2 separate regions of the Mus musculus genome follow, and region 1 is linked to region 2. Evidence: chromatin loops called from intact Hi-C (ENCODE). Cell type or tissue: gastrocnemius. All regions are shown on one strand. Links, peaks and the distances in the headings refer to the core of each region. The heading gives the core; the rest is flanking DNA. Region 1 holds the start of Lmtk2 (lemur tyrosine kinase 2). Region 2 overlaps Lmtk2 (lemur tyrosine kinase 2).

Region 1 (8,329 bases), core at 80-8,079, 54 kb after region 2:
CTACATAGGTTGACCCTGATTCCTGCGTTGAGTGCTGTGCCTCCACTTCCTGAGTGTTCAGATAACAGGCACCGCCACACCTGGCTTAAAGTACATCCCCCAGGACACACACACCTAACCCATTTCTGAAAAGTCGGCTTTCTCAAAGGCACCATTAAACAGGCTGACCTTTACAAAGAATAGGAACAAGGAGGCCGTCTTAGGTACTATTACTGCAACAAAACACCATGGCCAAAAAGCAAGCTGGGGAGGAAAGGGTTTATTCAGCGGAGCTGCTGTTCATCACTGAAGGAAGTCAGGACCGGAAATCACACAGGGCAGGATCCCGAGACAGGAGCTGATGCAGAGGCCATGGAGGATGCTTAGCAGCTTACTTCCCCTGGCTTGCTCAGTCTGCTTTCTTACAGAGCTCAGGACCACCAGCCCAAGGATGGCACCACCCACAATGGGCTGGGCCCTCCCGCATTGGTCACTAATGGAGAAAATGCCTTGGAGCTAGACCTCATGGAAGCATTTCCTCAACTGAGGCTCCTTCCTCTTTGATGACTCTAGGTTGTGTTGAGTTGGCACAAACCAGCCCATATTGGGGGAAAAGGGTCTATGCAATGGGCCCATCCTTACTTGGGAAGGCCAGCCTTGTTCTATACAGGTCTCTAATCAGACACCCCAGTTATAACTGCTCTTTTATCTACTATATGCATATATATACATATATATATATATATTTTCATGGTAGAGCCTTCGTTTTTAACCACTAAGCTCAATAAATGTGACTAACACGAAAGTTTCTTTACCCTTGATCAAAAAAAAAAAAAAAATGTATCTCCTTGGTTGAGTGCATGTGTGAAACCTTGTGTTCAGTCCCTAGTACAGAAGAGGAAAGGGGGAGGGAAGGAGAGGGAGAAAAAGGAAGAGGGAAGGGGTGAGAAATCTATCCCAGTTGTAATATCAATAAGCTATTTGGACAGAGAAACAATTCCATACATCCATGTTTGATATTTAATAATGCATCATTTACACACAGTTTATACGGCTCCCTCCAAGGATCAAAATAGGAAAGGAAAACGTGCAAAAGACACAAATCACCTGGGCTTCACTTATGTCAAAAACTCATGGGTTTATGTTTTTCAGGTTGCTTTGTTTTACAAGACCTCAATGAACCTCAGCTCTCTGAAATTCCAGCCTATATAAAATAAAATGGTGTGGCAATAGAATAAAATGCAGGGGAGAAAGATAGATAAGCAGATACACTTTCACAAATTATATACACACATATACATATACATGTATATATGTGTATATATATATGTATGCATATGTGTATATATATATATACACACACATATACATACATACATACATACATACATAAACACACACATATATGCCAAAATGCATAAAAATTGATAGGCACAAGAACTACTGGAAGTTTCTGGAATCGCCTTGTCTCTCTCTCTCTCTCTCACACACACACACACACACACACACACACACACTGTATCCACTGTGCTACCTAGTGTTAATTTTCTATTTAAATGTCAATATCCTTACATAGCAACATCACTACCTTTCTATATAATCTTTCCCAGCTTCCCCGGTATTTTCTGCAATGTCCACTCTCATCCTGGTTGACTATCGACTTCTGTCAACATTCAGTTATCTTATCCACTGACTCAGAACACTCAAGTCACCAAAAAGACTTGATTCCGAGGCGATAGCACAAACACAGTGCTACATTATATAGTGTAAGCACACCACTTAATACTCAACTGAAGGGCACTCAATAGCATATAACCTAGGGTAGTTCTGGAAGCCATTACACCTCTTTCATTGTAGATTTTTTTGAAACTCCCATATTGACCGGAGGCAGTTCTGCCCTTAAACCTTGACCTCAGGTGCGTTCCAGAGACAGTTAAGACTTTAAGTAAACTGGGAGGTGGGTGTAGAATCACAAGACAAGGTGAATCAAAGACCTAAGTTTGAATCTAACTACAACTTGGCTGTGTCACCTTGAGTATATCTTTTGATCACCAGGGTTCCAGGATCCTCAAAGCAAAAGATGAAGAAATTGGACTAAATTATCTTTAAGCTTTCTTCCAACCTCTAAAGTTCTTTGAAATGTCAATACCTCCCCCTTCGTTGAAAAAAAAAAAGAAAGAAAGAAAGAAAGCCGTAATGATGGAAAGTTAGCCTAGATTTGTTTTTTTTTCTTAAAATTTCTGAGATGGTTTCTTTGGCTGAAGTTTTATTTATAAACTCCAAATCAAAACTATATGCAGAAAATACAGAAGGGCTGAGAGCTTGAAAAGAGAATCACTCGCTGAAATAGTTCAATTACCCTCAGGCCAATTTGTCAGTGGATACGCAAAAGCTGCTATGCTACTCCAGTCACTAGCTTCCTAAAACAAAATTATGTATCGTTTGTTCCTTTCTCATCCCCAGCGACTCATTCCGAAAAAATAAATAAATAAACAGATAAATAAACCAATAGCCCAACAACCACAGCATCTAAAATCAATTTACAACTTTAGAACAAGTTTCGGTGAGCCAAGGAAACTGCACAGCTTCCGCGAGTCATTGGTTTCATTTAAGGAATGACGAGAAATAAGAAACGGTTCTTATAATAAGACGGGAGAAAAGCCACCAGAGGCAGGTGACATCTGGAAGAAGAAAAAAAAAAAAAAGGAAGTGTCGAGGACAGAAGCTGGAGGTACCTTTAGGGCAACAAGTTTAAGAGTCCGGGAAAAAGAGTCCCCCGGGAGGTAGGGGAACCCATCGCTGCCACCTCGCCCCGCCGTCTTCCCCAACCCCCACCGTGTCGCCGCGCCCCCGCCCCCCATCCCACGCCCCTGCGGCAAGAAATCTCCCTGAGATCGCGGGCATCCCGCGGCCTCCTGCCCTCGGCAGGCCTCCGATCCGCCGCAGAGGTGGCCCAACCCCGCAAGCCCGCCGCCCTCGCCGCCGCCCCGCAAGACGCAGCGGCCCCGCAGCCCCCGGGCTCCGCTCACCTGCACCTGTTTGCGGAAGTGGCGCGGCCCGGGCACAGCCGACCGTCAGGAGCAGGAGCAGCAGGAGCATCGGCGGCGGCGGCGACGCCGGCGGCCCCGGCATCTCGTCCACCGCGCGGTCCCCCACGGGGCCGGCTCTCGGGTCGCCGCCTTCAGTCAGTCGGTCAGCCCTCCGCGCCGCCTCAGCGACACCGGCGCCGGCTGCTTCGGGACACACGTCTCTTTAGCCAAACGTCAACCTTGTTCCTGGTCTGCATCCGCCGCTCTGGCCTCGGAGCCAGCATCATCCTTCCCGCCCGTCAGCGCCGCCACCGCCGCCGCCGCCGCCCCTCAACAGCAGCAACGGCGCCCAGCCTGCGGAGCCGCGGGCCCAGGCAGCCGCGCTCCCGCCGCCATGATGGGCTGCGTCATGTGACGTAGAGCTGAGGCGGGATGCCGGGACCGACACCTGGACCAGCCAATCGTCAATCCATACTGACTCCGGGAGCCCCACCCTCTCAGCCATAGGCGGCAAGGTGGCGATCGGTGCGCCCCCTGCAGACAGAGGAATGAGGCGTGGGCAGCAGGTAACATCGACAATTATTTTAGGAAGATATAAAGAAGTCCATAATAACCCACATAATTTAATCTGGGACTTTTGTCTCTCTTTCTCCTACTTTTTATTTTTCTTTTCTAATTTTTACCAACATGGTTCTCGGTATTTTATCCCCGGTTTTACTTTCTTCATTTTCACTTATCAGAACTTTCTTAGCCTCTTCTTCTTAGGCTGACCCTCATATCAGATAAGCTCTTGAGGAAACGTTGAAATTTTTAAAAATTTTAATTGATCAAGCACAGAATGTTTCTGACTTCACTTACTGACGTAGCAGTGAGCTCAAGCCAGCTCCTCTGCCAAGACAGCCAGCCCTTCCTGCCCCCTCTTGTTCACCTGGCAGATGCGCATCCTTTCATTCGTCAAGACACACCTGGAATATGTATGACTTCATCGATGGCTTCACCCCAATCCCACAAATAACTGAGCATCCACAGCCCCGACCTAGCCCAGCCCTGGGCCGACTGTCATGTTTTATTGTTCCTGTGACTGTAAACCCCTTGAGGACAGCAGCCCTGTCTTGAGTCACCTTGGAGCTCCTCCTGGGTGTTCTCTACTGGAACTGTGCTAGGTGTTGGTGATGGGTGTGAGGAGGGAGCAACTTCCAGGTGAGGTAGAAGATGTCTCAAATGCAATGAAGAGATTGCTTGCCTTGCAAGCTTGAGGGCCTGAATTTGATCCCCAAGAAATCCACATAAAGAAAATCTAACCTTAGTGGACAATGCTTGCTGAAGAGGCAGAAAAAAAGATGGCTCGTAGGACTCGCTGACAAGCCAGACAAACTTGCTAGGTAAGTTTCGGGCCAATAAGAGACCCTGCCTCAAAAACAAAAAGTGGACCCTGACCCCGAGGAAAGACACTCTTCTGGCCTTCACACACACACACACACACACACACACACACACATACATACACAGGGACAGGTGGAGAAAATGCACACACATAAACAAATCACATGCAAACACAAGCAACACATACATCCATGCACACAACACATACATCCATGCACACAACACATACATCCATGCACACATAATAGAAAGGGAGAAAGTGTTTGACTGTAACACAGCTCTGAGCCCCTTCCTTGGGGTTGGGGAGACCACCTTTGCTGACTCTGGGAGTCCAATTTGTGAATAAAAACACCTGAAGAGCTGCCTTGCATCTTATCAGGTGGAACTTTAGCAACTTGCAAGCCCAGAGCTTCACCTGGTTTCCAAACTCCCTCCAAAAACCCATTGTAAACACTTAGCTGTCCGTGGTGCTAACTGACTCAGCCCGGGGCACAGGATGTCTAGGGAATATGTCTGGTGTTGATCGAGGCAAGCCACACTAAAAACCTGAGGAAAGCAGTAGCCGGCCTGTGACACTTGAGCTCAACTCGGCCTCTTCCTGCTGATCTTTCTGGGCAGAGGGGAAGGAAGGCAAAGGTCTAGAGAGGAGGTACAATTGCCCCGCTGTGCGTTGACTTCCATCCGGAAGCTCTACCCACTGCATCCAAGGAAGCCGGGAATTCATGCTCCAACCTGACAAGAGGCTCTGTGAGGAGCAGAGCTGGCTCAGTGAAAGCCCTTCCTCATAATCCTCCTGGTAATTAATCATAATTAAGATGCACCCCAACAACGAGGCATTCTGCGATCACAAAGCAGGTCTTGTTATTATGTGAGCAAGCCCCACAGTTGAAACACACACAAACACACAACTGTTTTCCCCCTCCCGTGGAGCACGGGGTAAGGTACACATTCCTCAGAGGCTGTCTAATGGAAACCTTTACCCCAGCCCCCACCGCACCGCCTCTACCTTTGCCCCGCACTTGTCTCAGAGACTCCTAGTTAGAGAATCTGCAAGACAAACAAAGACTTGCTGGGTTGGTGAGGTTTCACCTCAGAGTCAGGAAACAAAAAAAAACAAAAAAACAAAAAAACAAAAAAAACAAAAAAAGAAGAAGTCAGCTTTTAGCATAAGTTAAACTGAGATTTCCCTGGGCTCGGAATCAATTATAAGTCAGTGGTTCTGTCCCGGTTTGCACTTGTCTGCAGCCTTCTCCAGGTTCTCCTCAGTGCCAAGCCACCGTTCAGAACACCCGACCTCCTGGCATTGTGTGTTCTGCCAGCCAGCCCTGCTAGCGGCTTGCACGCCGAAGGATATGTTTCGCACAGGATGAGTTGCAGCTATGAAGAGGTGGTGCCCTGTGAGCTCAACTCTCATCATATGGGGCATCCAGGAGGGTCCTGAGGAAAGCCATTGGTAAAATCGTTAGGAATTTTGTGGGCCAGTAGTTAAACATAGCCATTCTTTCTAATGAAGGAAAAAAAGAAAGAGAAAAGAAGATTGTTTTGTGAATTTTGTTTTGTTTTCTTTTGCCTGCTTGTATGGCTGTATCTGTGTTTGAACTGTGCCATTGGAGACTGGAAAAGGGTATTTAATCCTCAGGAGCCAGAGTTACAGGCAGTTGTGAGGGCTCCAAATGGGTTCTGGGAACTGAACCCCAGTCCTCTGTAGGAGTGACAAGTGCTCTTAATTGCTGAGCCCCTCTCTCCCACCTCTTGCTCTTCCTCTCCCTCCTTCTTCTCTTTCTTTTTGAGACAGAGTCTCATGTTGTCGTAGGCTGGCTGTGAACTCAGTACAGAGCAAAAGATGACTTTGAACTTCTGATACCCCTGTTTCTTCCTCCTAAGTGGTTGGATTTCAGACATGTCACTAAGCCTAGGATCTGTAGTACTGGAGTGCAAGCAAGCCCAGTGCTTCATGAATGTGAGGTCTGCACTTTACCAACTGAGCTCTATCTCCAGCCCTCTAAGCACAGGAAAACAGAATCAGAGATGTGGTGGAACACCTCTGTCACCCCAGCACTAGGAAGTAGTAGCGAAGGATCAGGAGTTCAAAGACAGTCTGAGTTCCATGAAAACCTCGTCCTAAACAACTAACCCGCCCCCCAAACAACATATAAATATACAATTGAGTAAACCTTTCAAAACAAAGAGCTGGATGGTGGTGGTGCATGTCTTTAATCTCAGCACCTGAGAAGCAGAGGCAGGCAGATCTCTGAGCTCAAGGCAGGTCTGATAAACAGAGCAAGTTCCAGAACAGCCAGAGAGAGCTACACAGAGGAGCCCTGTCTTCAAACCAACAAACAAAGAAAACCCAAAGACAGTAGAGGGAAGTCTTTCTAAAATGGAAAGCAACACAGCACTATGAAAACCGTGGCTCAGCAGGGAAAGCGTGGGCTGCCGATTATGCTATGGAAAGGTCCCCGTGTACACTGTTGACTCCTGCCCCGCCCACAGCATAGCTGTAGCCATGTTGTTTCATGCCCACCAGCTATTTCATACAGTTGCTGTAATATGCCTGCCAGTCACTGACACGGAAAAATAACTTGACTCAGAGCAGGGTCATGCTGAGCACATACCCTGTTATGTTCTGTATGTTCTGAGGTTTATCTTAAGAAATCTCACAACTGTAAGCGTCATGTGGGACCCATCAAATTAGAGGTCAATATGAGCTGTTATGTCTAAAATGACTTGAGTCGGGGCTAACCACTGGGCTGCACTTCCAGCATCTGCGAATGAGCTCATTGTGGCTTTTGTGGTTTTAGCCTTTATAAGATAGCCCTGAGAAATGTCCAGTGCACAGCTTTGAACTATTGATCCTGAGCTGTTGCTCTGGTCCATCAGTCTTTAGGTGTGTGTTGAATATACCATCCCTGTCTGAGAATGGTGTCCATGTAGTTTGTGGGGCAATTCCTGGACCCCCAACATATATAATAAAACAATAAAACTTTTAGTAGTCAAAATGAACTTCTTCAAAACTCTAGAAATTGTCCAGTTGTTTATGACGATCCATCTGGGTTAGCTTAAGAAGATGCTGCTGCTGGGGGTGTAGCTTAGTTGGCAGAGAATTTACCCAGCATGCACAAAGCCCTGGGGTCCTCCAATACAATACATAGGACTGGTATTGATGTACACACCTGTAATCTCAGAACTCAGGAAGTGGGGCCAGCCTGGACTACATAGCAAAAACCCCGTCTCCAAAAACACCAACAAAATAACTGAACAAATACAAGATACACAATGGCAGGGCACTCACAGGCAGAGCCAGACCACATGTACCTCTCTGTACCGCATGTGTGCAAGACCCAAGGAGGCCAAAAGAAAGCCCTGGATCCCCAGAACTGGACTTACAGATGACTATCAGCCAATATACCAGTGCCAGGAATTGAACCCAATCATCTGAAGAGCAGCCATCACTCTGGCCACTAAACTGCCTCTCAGGCGACACCTCCATAAGGTTCTTATAGACTGTCCCTGGCTTCTCTAACTTGAATCCTGCTTGCTATTGAAGTACTTTAATCCAGCTTGGGGCCTATTGGGAGACCAAGTAGGTTAAAGTCCATCACAATTGCTAGTCCTCTGCCAGCCTCGTCCTGCTTGGTATTTAGCTGGATCTTTCAGCTGCTTTGCTGGCTATCCGTGCAAATGCGTCTCTGTGAAAACCTTGCCTTCTTTCTGCATCCTGTCTAGGGCTTGTGACTCAAGAGCAGATCGTCATGTGACTTTCAGAGCTCTGAGCCACTTCCCACTTGCAAGGTGGGGGTGAAACTCAGTATAACATAGTTTATGTTTAATAAATTAACACTTTCAATATATGTAATCTCTACACCAGTATAATGAGGTTCTCCATAAGACAATCACGGGATTTACAAAAAGTACACAGCAGGCAGTAACATTCAACA
Region 2 (8,329 bases), core at 157-8,156:
AGGCAATTCTCACTGAAGACAGAGAGTGAGAAAGAAAGATATCTGACTCCCTCTTCTGGAATGGTGTTCTTGACTCTATTCCAAAATAATTCTATTTTGAAAATTTGGAACTTGAAAGCCTGAAGCAGGAAGCTTTTTCTAATTCATGGAGCAGACTACAAAGTAAACTGTGCAACCCCCAGGGGCGGCCCTGATCACATACACACACAGCCCCAAACTGCCTGAACTCCAGCGTGCAAAGCAGAGGAGGCCCTTCAGACCTGACACTCTTAAGCCAACTTGCTAGCTGGCCAGAAACCAAGGCCACCTACAGAAAGAAAAAAGACTGTTGCTTCCAGCACCTCTTCCTCGGGGCTGTGACGGGGAGCACCTGACAGGACCCCAGCCTAAAGCTTACGGAGTAGAAGCTCAGAGCCAGAGGTCAGGAGAGAGCCAGCGACATTCCCTCCCTACCCTGAGGCTTGTGCACTTCCTACACCGCTGCACATTCCTCAGGGATTCCCCAGACTTCAGGCTGCATTCATTCCACTCCTCAGCATTGGTTTAACTCCAGCCCAACTCTGTCTTCACCACCATGTCTAAAGCAGAGCACTCACGATACAACCTAGTCTCTGGTTTCCTCCTTCCGTCTTCCACTCTTCCTGCCTTTGTTTTTGGTTGGTGTTTTTGAATTAGGCTCTCATGCATCCCAGGTTGGCCTTAAACTCAACTCTGCAGTTGAGGATGTCTTTTAACTTCTTTGTGATCCTCCTGTCTCCTATGTACCACTATGTGTAGTTTCCGAAGTCCGGAGTTTTAGGCATGTTAGCAGTCTACCAACTAAGTTACAGCCAGCCGTTCCCCAGCCCTCTTCCCAAACCTGTCAACCTCTCCAGAAAGCAGCAACTACAACGACATGAGGTGTGCCCGTGCCTGTGCCCAGCCAGATCTACCTGTGCAGAAAGTGCAGCTTGTGCATGGCTGCCAGCCCTGCGGCAATCTCACACGCCATCCTCTGTAGCAGCATGGTCTGTGAATCACCCCGCACGTGTTCTTGCTCATTGTGCAGGTAAGCCTTCAGGTCACCCTGCAAAAAACAAGCATGCGAGTGTCAAGTGCAGCACCAGAAGAAACCAAGTACCTAGACAAGCAATGCAGCTGGTCTGAACTATGAAGAACTATACAGAACAGAACAGTAAAGGAAATACAGTCTGACAACGACGCACGGGTAGACTCAGTGCAGTACAGATGTCTAGAAACCTTCAGGTAATGAAGAAGTGATATGGAGAGTTAAAAAAAGGTACTATTCACTATTTTGAAAAATTGGAACATGAAGCCTGAAGTTTAAAGGAGAATAAGCAGGAAGCTTTTTCTAATTCCTGGAGCAGACTAGAAAGTGCAATACGTAGCCACCAGGGGCGACCTTGATCACATACACACACAGCCCCAAACTGCCTGCTCCCCAGCGTACAAACTGGAGGAGGCCCCTTCAGATCTGACTTCCATTTCCAGGACACACATGGTCAGTGAGTACTTCATCACAAAGCTCATGGCCACCATTTATGCATGAGTAAGCCATGGAGAAGAGACTACATAAAGAAAACAAGAGTGGAAGAGGTGGGGAAAGCCACTCAGTGCTAGTGACAGACTCAGGTCTCACTCAGCATCCTTCCCCAGGGACAACATGAGAAAGAACACGCCAGCCTCCTGTGAACACCAATTCATCTCAAAAAGCCTAGGCAGAGGATGGCAGCCTGAGCAGAAAAGGGACAAACTCCAGTCAGACACATAGGCATCCAGCTCCCTGGCTACTCCCTATGGCTGCTCTAGGCAGTGGTAGATATCATAGATATCATCTCTGCTTGGGGGATGCTCTTGAGAAAATAATGTTATAGTCTCTTTACATAAGAATAGATATTTACTGATTTGATCTAATCCAAACAAAAGCTACTGGGGAGAGGAATGTGTACACACGTGCTCAAGAGGTCAACCCTGGCATCTTCCTCTATCATTCTCTGCCTTAGTTTTTGAGACAGTGTCTCTTACTGGCCTGACTAGTTAGCTTCAGTGACCCTTCTGTCTCTCTATGGCTAGGATTATGCCATTTGCCCAGGCCCCAAATTGAAGATTTTTATGATCTGTTACTAAGGTAGGAAGTAACTCAAGATCTTACAGCTTAAAATCCAACTCGAAAACAAAGTCAGGGGGTGGAGGAGCTCCTGGACATTTCAGTAAGTTTACTGAAGAGAGCAAATCTGTCAGATCCCTCCCAGGACCAGATCTGCACTCGTAATATTCACCCAGAGGCAGCTGTCCACGGTTAGTTCATCGTACACAATAATGCATTGGTTTCTACTCCTCTCTTTAACAATCCTAGCGTCTGTTGATAACAGTGATTATTTTTGAATTAATCGTATTTTGTTGTTTTGAGATAAGAGCATGACTATGTAATGCAGACCAGTCAAAAATTCTCACCCCATCCTCCCAAGTAACAGGACTCCCATTTCTTGCCTTTGAGCACTGTGTGCCTATGGTGCACATTTCTCATAACTTCAGGTATCTTGCAGATACAGAACTAAGGCTTAGAAGAGTCAAGAAATTTGTTCAAGAGCTAACTGCGGCAATGGTCTCTGCTACCTAAAAGGCGGAGGCAGGAGGATGAGGAAGTCAAGGTCATCCTTGGCAATAAAATAACTTTGAAGCCAACCTGGAACACAAGAATCCAAAGAGAGAGGAAACAAAGAAAAAGGAAAGAAGTTTGTCTCAATGAACTGTGCTTATCCCTCCCAGTTTACTAACTGGTAGGACCATACTCCGGGAACTGAGGCCAGGGCCACATCTGGCACATCTGGCAGGTGGTCTTCCACTGAGCTCCATCTTAGCGCTTTCCTGCCTTTTTATTATGGGGCAATATCTCATGTGTCGCCTGGGCTGGATCTAAATTTGTGATCCTCCTGATTCAGTTACTAAGTAGCTGAGATTACAGGACTATGTCAACAGGGCTCAACTTTTCTTATTTATATTTTAAAGGTGCTTATCGAGTAGATATGGACAATTAGTACTGTCTGTTATTTATAGAAAAAATAAGAAATCACCAAGAACCTCAATGTGTTTTAAATGAAAACGAAATTCTCTTTATCGAGGCTTTAAATTTTTCAAGTAAACCCAAGAAAGACAATTTGCTGACACTAGATGGCGACAGGGAGCTACACCCAGCATTAGTGAGACAAGCACCTTGCAAGGACTTCTTAGATGTGGGCCACTTACAGCCCTCCTAAATTCCAACACAAAAGGCGGGTGGCGGTGGCGCTGTATGCAGGATTTTGGCAGATCACTAAGCACAGTGAATTAATTTTAATACATTTTAACTTAATCTAATGTTAACCCATTTAATGTAATGGAAACAGTAAATACCTTTATATTGGAAATGCAGGTCATTTGTATGTCTAATATGTTTAAAGAACTTTGTTCTGTTTTGAGATAGGCTCTTAGATAGCCCAGGCTATCCTCAAACTCAAGTACAGATGATCCTGAATCTCTCTTACTTTCATGAATGAAATATGGCCCAGTATGTCCCTCCATGAAATGGGTATGTCCCAGTTGAAGCATTGCCTCTTGCTTGTGGGTTATCAGCTTGTGGCCACCTAAACCCCCTCTCCTCAAAGTCCTCTTCTCTCAGCTCTACTATGAAGCAGCTCTCAGGAAAAGCAACAAAAGCTAGCAGCTCCTGCCCCACCTCCTCATCCCAGGCTGGGCTTGCTACTGCCATTCCTGTCTTCCTTCCCGAGCAGACTCCTCTCTGCCTGGTCTGTCCTGGCTGCATCCTCAGGCCCCTTCCCTTGAACAGCCACTGTACAGCCACTACTCAGCTACCTGCTGAACCCTCATCCTCACAGCTAGCCGTTCTGCCAAGCACCAGCCAAAAATCTGCCCCAGGTCTCATTCTTCCTTCAAACTCAGCCTCTTTGTGGGACAGCACGATGGCTCAACACCCAGCCTGACAATCTGAGCTCCATACCCAACATGGTGGAAAGAACCAACTCCAAGTGTGTACCCAGGACACACATGTGCTTCCCCCACCCTGCCCCACACAAAATATATAAATATAAAAAGCTATTAAACAAAATAACTACCTGAGCTAGCTTCCTTAGCCAACTCCCTTAGTGTTCTCCAGCTGGCTCCGGGCACCACAGTCTCCAGCATGCCTTTCCATGTCACTGGATACCTGGTGGTCCTTCCCTGGTCCATTCTCCTCTCACTGCTCTGTATCCACTCCACAGCCATGTATGCTGTGTAAGGCTTGGTCTCCCTGTCTACTGTAACACTAAGCATGGGTTCCCAAGTCCTAGAGTCTGTAGTAGATGCAGATGAGTAAAGCTGTCACTACCAGCTCAGCAGTCCTCTCACTGTCTGCATGCATTCCATGGCTACGTGTGCTGTGCGTGTGGCCCCCTGACACCTTATGCTTTTCTCCTAGGATGTCTAAGAGGTAGCTCCAGTGCAACGCATATCCAGAGCAAAGCCTGTAACGATGCAAACTATGGCATGTCCACTATTCAGCAGATCAGAAAAAATCAAAGATGCCATTAGTAAATCCTGTCTTTAAGCCCACCTCCAAACTATGGATCTCCAGGTCTTGCCAGTTTTCAAAGTAAAGGCACAGCTGGAATTTATGGAAGGCTACTGCTGTCGTGTTGTCTGAAGTGCATCCCATGTTCGCCTTTGTCTGAGCCCCAAAGCTGATCATATTTTCTGTTGTTTTTAGGGCTGGGAGTTGAACATAGGACTTGTTCATGCTAAGCAAGTGTTCTACCTCTGAACTATACTCCCAGGCCCGCACTGGTAGATTCTTGGCAAGAGCTTTATTGCTAATCGTAGCCTTTTAAAAAATGTATTATTATTTTATGTGTAATGCATTTTTGCCTTCGTGTATGTCTGTGCAGTGCATGCAGAGGTCAGAAAGGGAAACGGAGTTACAGAGGGCTGTAGGCTGTCATATGGATGCTGGGAATTAAGCCCCCGTCTTCTCAAAAGGCAGCAAATATCCTTTATTGTTTAACAATCTCTCTAACCCCAAGTTATAACCTTTTAAGTTCATCGTTTAAAAAATAAGCCATGTTGTGACACCCCACACCCCACCAAACACACTGTTGTTTGCAAACAATCTTTTCCTTTGTTTATTCTACTATAAGCAAGCTGTGAACACTGCTAGGTTTTTACCTTATCCCTGCTGTGTCCCTAAACCTCACACATAATGGACACACAGTATGCTTGCTGAGCAAGAGAAGGCACACATTTTGGGAGAAGCTCCAAATGATGTGCACCAAGTTCAAGCCAGGTCAGTCATATTCCCAAGCTGTGCCATGCCAACATTTCATTAATGGTCTAATAATGATGAACGTAGGAGAAAATCTGTAATTTCAGATTTTTATTGGACTCATAAATTTATTTTATGACCTTATTACTTTGTATATAAAACATAGCCAAAGAGAGCTACCATGGGAAGTATTTTTCTTTTTCTTTTTCCACAGGGTCTTACTTTGTAACACAGCCTGGCCTGGATGTCCCCGTGTGGGGAGGCAGGCAGCCTCTTGCCTCAGCCTGCTGAGTGCTGAGGGCGGAAGGCAAGGGCTTGAGTCTTGAACCACAAGCACAAGCTGAGAAAGCACACTGGGAAGGTCGCAGGCTTTTTATTCTCCAAGTCCACCTCGAAAGGCAGACTTGCTCCAACAAGGCCACAACCTTCCTTCTCACCAACTGTGGAACAAACTCTCAAATGACTGGGGACACCTCACTCAAGCGACCACACTAGCACAGTGCGCTGGATAGTCCCAGTTCCATCTGATTCTTCTTCCTGGAAGTTGTGCCATGTAGGTAAAAGCTACTGACTTTACATCTAACAGGGCACCTGTGTCACTATGAGGGAAACTTAATGTGGCTTCTCTCTCTGTAACGTTCACTTCCAGGCCAGGCTTCCCTCAGGACCCTAGTCTGAACTCCGACACTCTCTGGTGTGGCTCAGTGGCTCGCCTTTGGCGCTCAAGATCCCTGTGCATCCCCAGGACAGCAAACACTGAGCAGAGAAGGTGAGCCGACGAGATGGCTTATTGGGTAAAGGTGCTTGACACCAACCTGAGTATCTGAGTTTCATTCTTAGAACTACACAGTGAAAGTTGTCCTCTAATTTCCACTTGTGCTGTAACATGTGCACACCCCCAAAAACACACAACACACACACACACACACACACACACACACACCCCATTTACCAAATGCTTTCTATAAAATAATGACCTTAAACCCTAACCGTGGGTGAGTCTACCTGAACTGATAGGCGAGTCGGCTGCAGGCACACTGGGCAGGGCAGACCCATCATCTCGGAATTTCCTGAGTACTGAGCACAGCTCTCAGGGTCACACACATATTCAGTACATTTTTCTTAGATGAGCAATCCTCAACTGAAGCACTTACACTGCCTTGGTATCCTGAGAGAGCATTGTGTAAACACTATGGCAAGTTACAAGAAACCCTGTAGTCATCTTTCAAATTGTGTCTCAAGTACAGCTACCATCAAGCATTATAAACTGGTCAAAGCAGAGTTGTCACATGCTTTCAGAAGAGTTCCAAGTGTTCTAAAGTCAGGCTGGTAACTGTATATGGATTACTTAAGTGCAAAAATATTCTTGCTTGTCTGCGCAGGAGATGGTATCAGTGCACACGGGGACTCTTGTCCTAAGAGCAGATAGAGACAGTGTAGCTGCAGTGGCTTAGGAGAGGCTGGCTCCTGCATTTGGATTACATTCCTCCTCGAAGAATGGCCTGTTTCCAGGAAGGCCATGGGTAAGCATGTAGCTCTGAAAAGGGGTTCCAGGCACACCTGAGGCCTACTGGCCCCAGGGGACATCCCTGCAGTCTGTGCAGGTGGGCACCATTTTCAGGACCCTCCTGATTTCTCCTACAGTACAGGCTCTGCAGGAACTGAGCTTAGGGTAGCCAGACTTCAGAATCCAGGGAGGGCCCAGTCTTGGCTGCTGAAGAACCAACCTGTGAGGTTTTCTAGGCTCGGAAGAGTGAGCCCAAAGCTGGCTTGCAGGGACAAATGGGATTTTTACCCTAACGCAAATGCAGAGAGACCATAACTTAACAGGTATGAGATTAACCACAGCAAGGGATGAGGCAGCTTTCCTTAGGCGTCAGCTCCTGCCTTCCAGCTTGTCTGAGACAGGAACTGCTGCAGAGTTTTGCCTTGGTTCTTTCTGTGCCTACAGCAAACTCTTTTACCTACTAAGCCATTTCCTGAGCCCCAGAGAAGGAGGCTTCTGATGAGTGGGCCTGACCCCTCGAATGCAGGTCAAGTGTTCTTTACTGGCTCTGAACTCACACAGCTAGGAAATGGAAGCTAAATGCAAACTGATAGGGGAAACTGAAACAAGATCAATAAAAAATCCAAAAGAAGGGGCTGGAGAGATGGCTCAGAAGTTAAGGCGCTTCCAGCCCTTCCAGGACTCCAGCTCCTTCCCAGTACCCACTGCGCTCATGCCCATCTGTAATTCCAGTTCCAAGGACCCTATGCCCTCTTCTGGCCTTCTGTGGGCACCAGACATACATGTTGTGGACAAATATTTATCTACAAAAGCAGAACAGCCACCTGCATAACATAAGGTTGGGAGGGGGGTTGGAAGAGAATCTAAGAGGGTAGAAAGAAACTGCCAAGTACTATAGTAACGAGGATAACTGGAGTGGATGGCACATTCCGGATTAGAATTGCAGGTTAGCAAGCGTCTAACGTGACTATTTGTGAGAGACTTAAAGCAGAGAAGAATGAATGGGTTACATCTACCCAAAAGAGGGATTCTAGAGTTGAACAAAGCACAGATTGACCCAAAAGCCCATAAAACACGCATGAAATAAGGTCAGAATACCGGCTGGTGCTTGTTTGCCTGTATTGGAGTGTGCGCGTACATATGCCACCATTTACAGAGACAAGACAAAACAATTGACCCTAAAGCCAACTGCAACCTAGCCATCTGTGCACTGACTCAACAGTAAGGTGAATCGTCTTTGCTGCTATAGCCAAACCACAGGGATTTAGGGTCAAACTAGGATGGATCCAACTAAGGCTACGCACTGATCAACTTTCCTTCAGACTTAACCGCCTCTACCAAGGATAGAAATATCTAAAGCATACTTAGGAGTTAACGCTAACTGCACAATGCAGCCTGCTTGCTTTTTTAGCAGCACAATGTTATCCAAATGAAGTGGGGAGTTATTTTGGGTCACTCCTACTTACTTCTCTATACACAGCCAAGGAAGGTTTAATGTTCTGAAAACTGAGACAATGCAGGGAAAT

The links. Hi-C counts contacts between places; a loop is a spot of excess contacts. Peaks named below come from ENCODE experiments on the same cell type or tissue, not always from the same donor. Only the 100,000 strongest peaks of a DNase experiment are listed, where the experiment ranks them.
Region 1: it touches region 2 in a loop (4-fold over the local background); 18 of 42 quality-filtered maps call a loop at or near these places.

The regions. Positions count from the first base shown.
Region 1 is chr5:144,095,456-144,103,784 of GRCm38, reverse strand. It overlaps Lmtk2 (lemur tyrosine kinase 2), which reads right to left and starts at 3,424. Exons shown (of 14, transcript NM_001081109.2): 1 at 3,009-3,424. The coding sequence starts at 3,111. In gastrocnemius, for the core only: a CTCF peak has its summit at 3,553 (motif pointing left); DNase peaks (open chromatin) are centred at 3,467 and 3,987; H3K4me3 peaks cover 1,791 bases; H3K27ac peaks cover 1,222 bases.
Region 2 is chr5:144,149,598-144,157,926 of GRCm38, reverse strand. Lmtk2 (lemur tyrosine kinase 2) reads right to left here. Exons shown (of 14, transcript NM_001081109.2): 7 at 933-1,066. Among named protein-coding and RNA genes, the nearest start is that of Bhlha15, 37 kb to the left of the region's middle. In gastrocnemius, for the core only: a CTCF peak has its summit at 3,174 (motif pointing right); a DNase peak (open chromatin) is centred at 3,194; H3K27ac peaks cover 891 bases.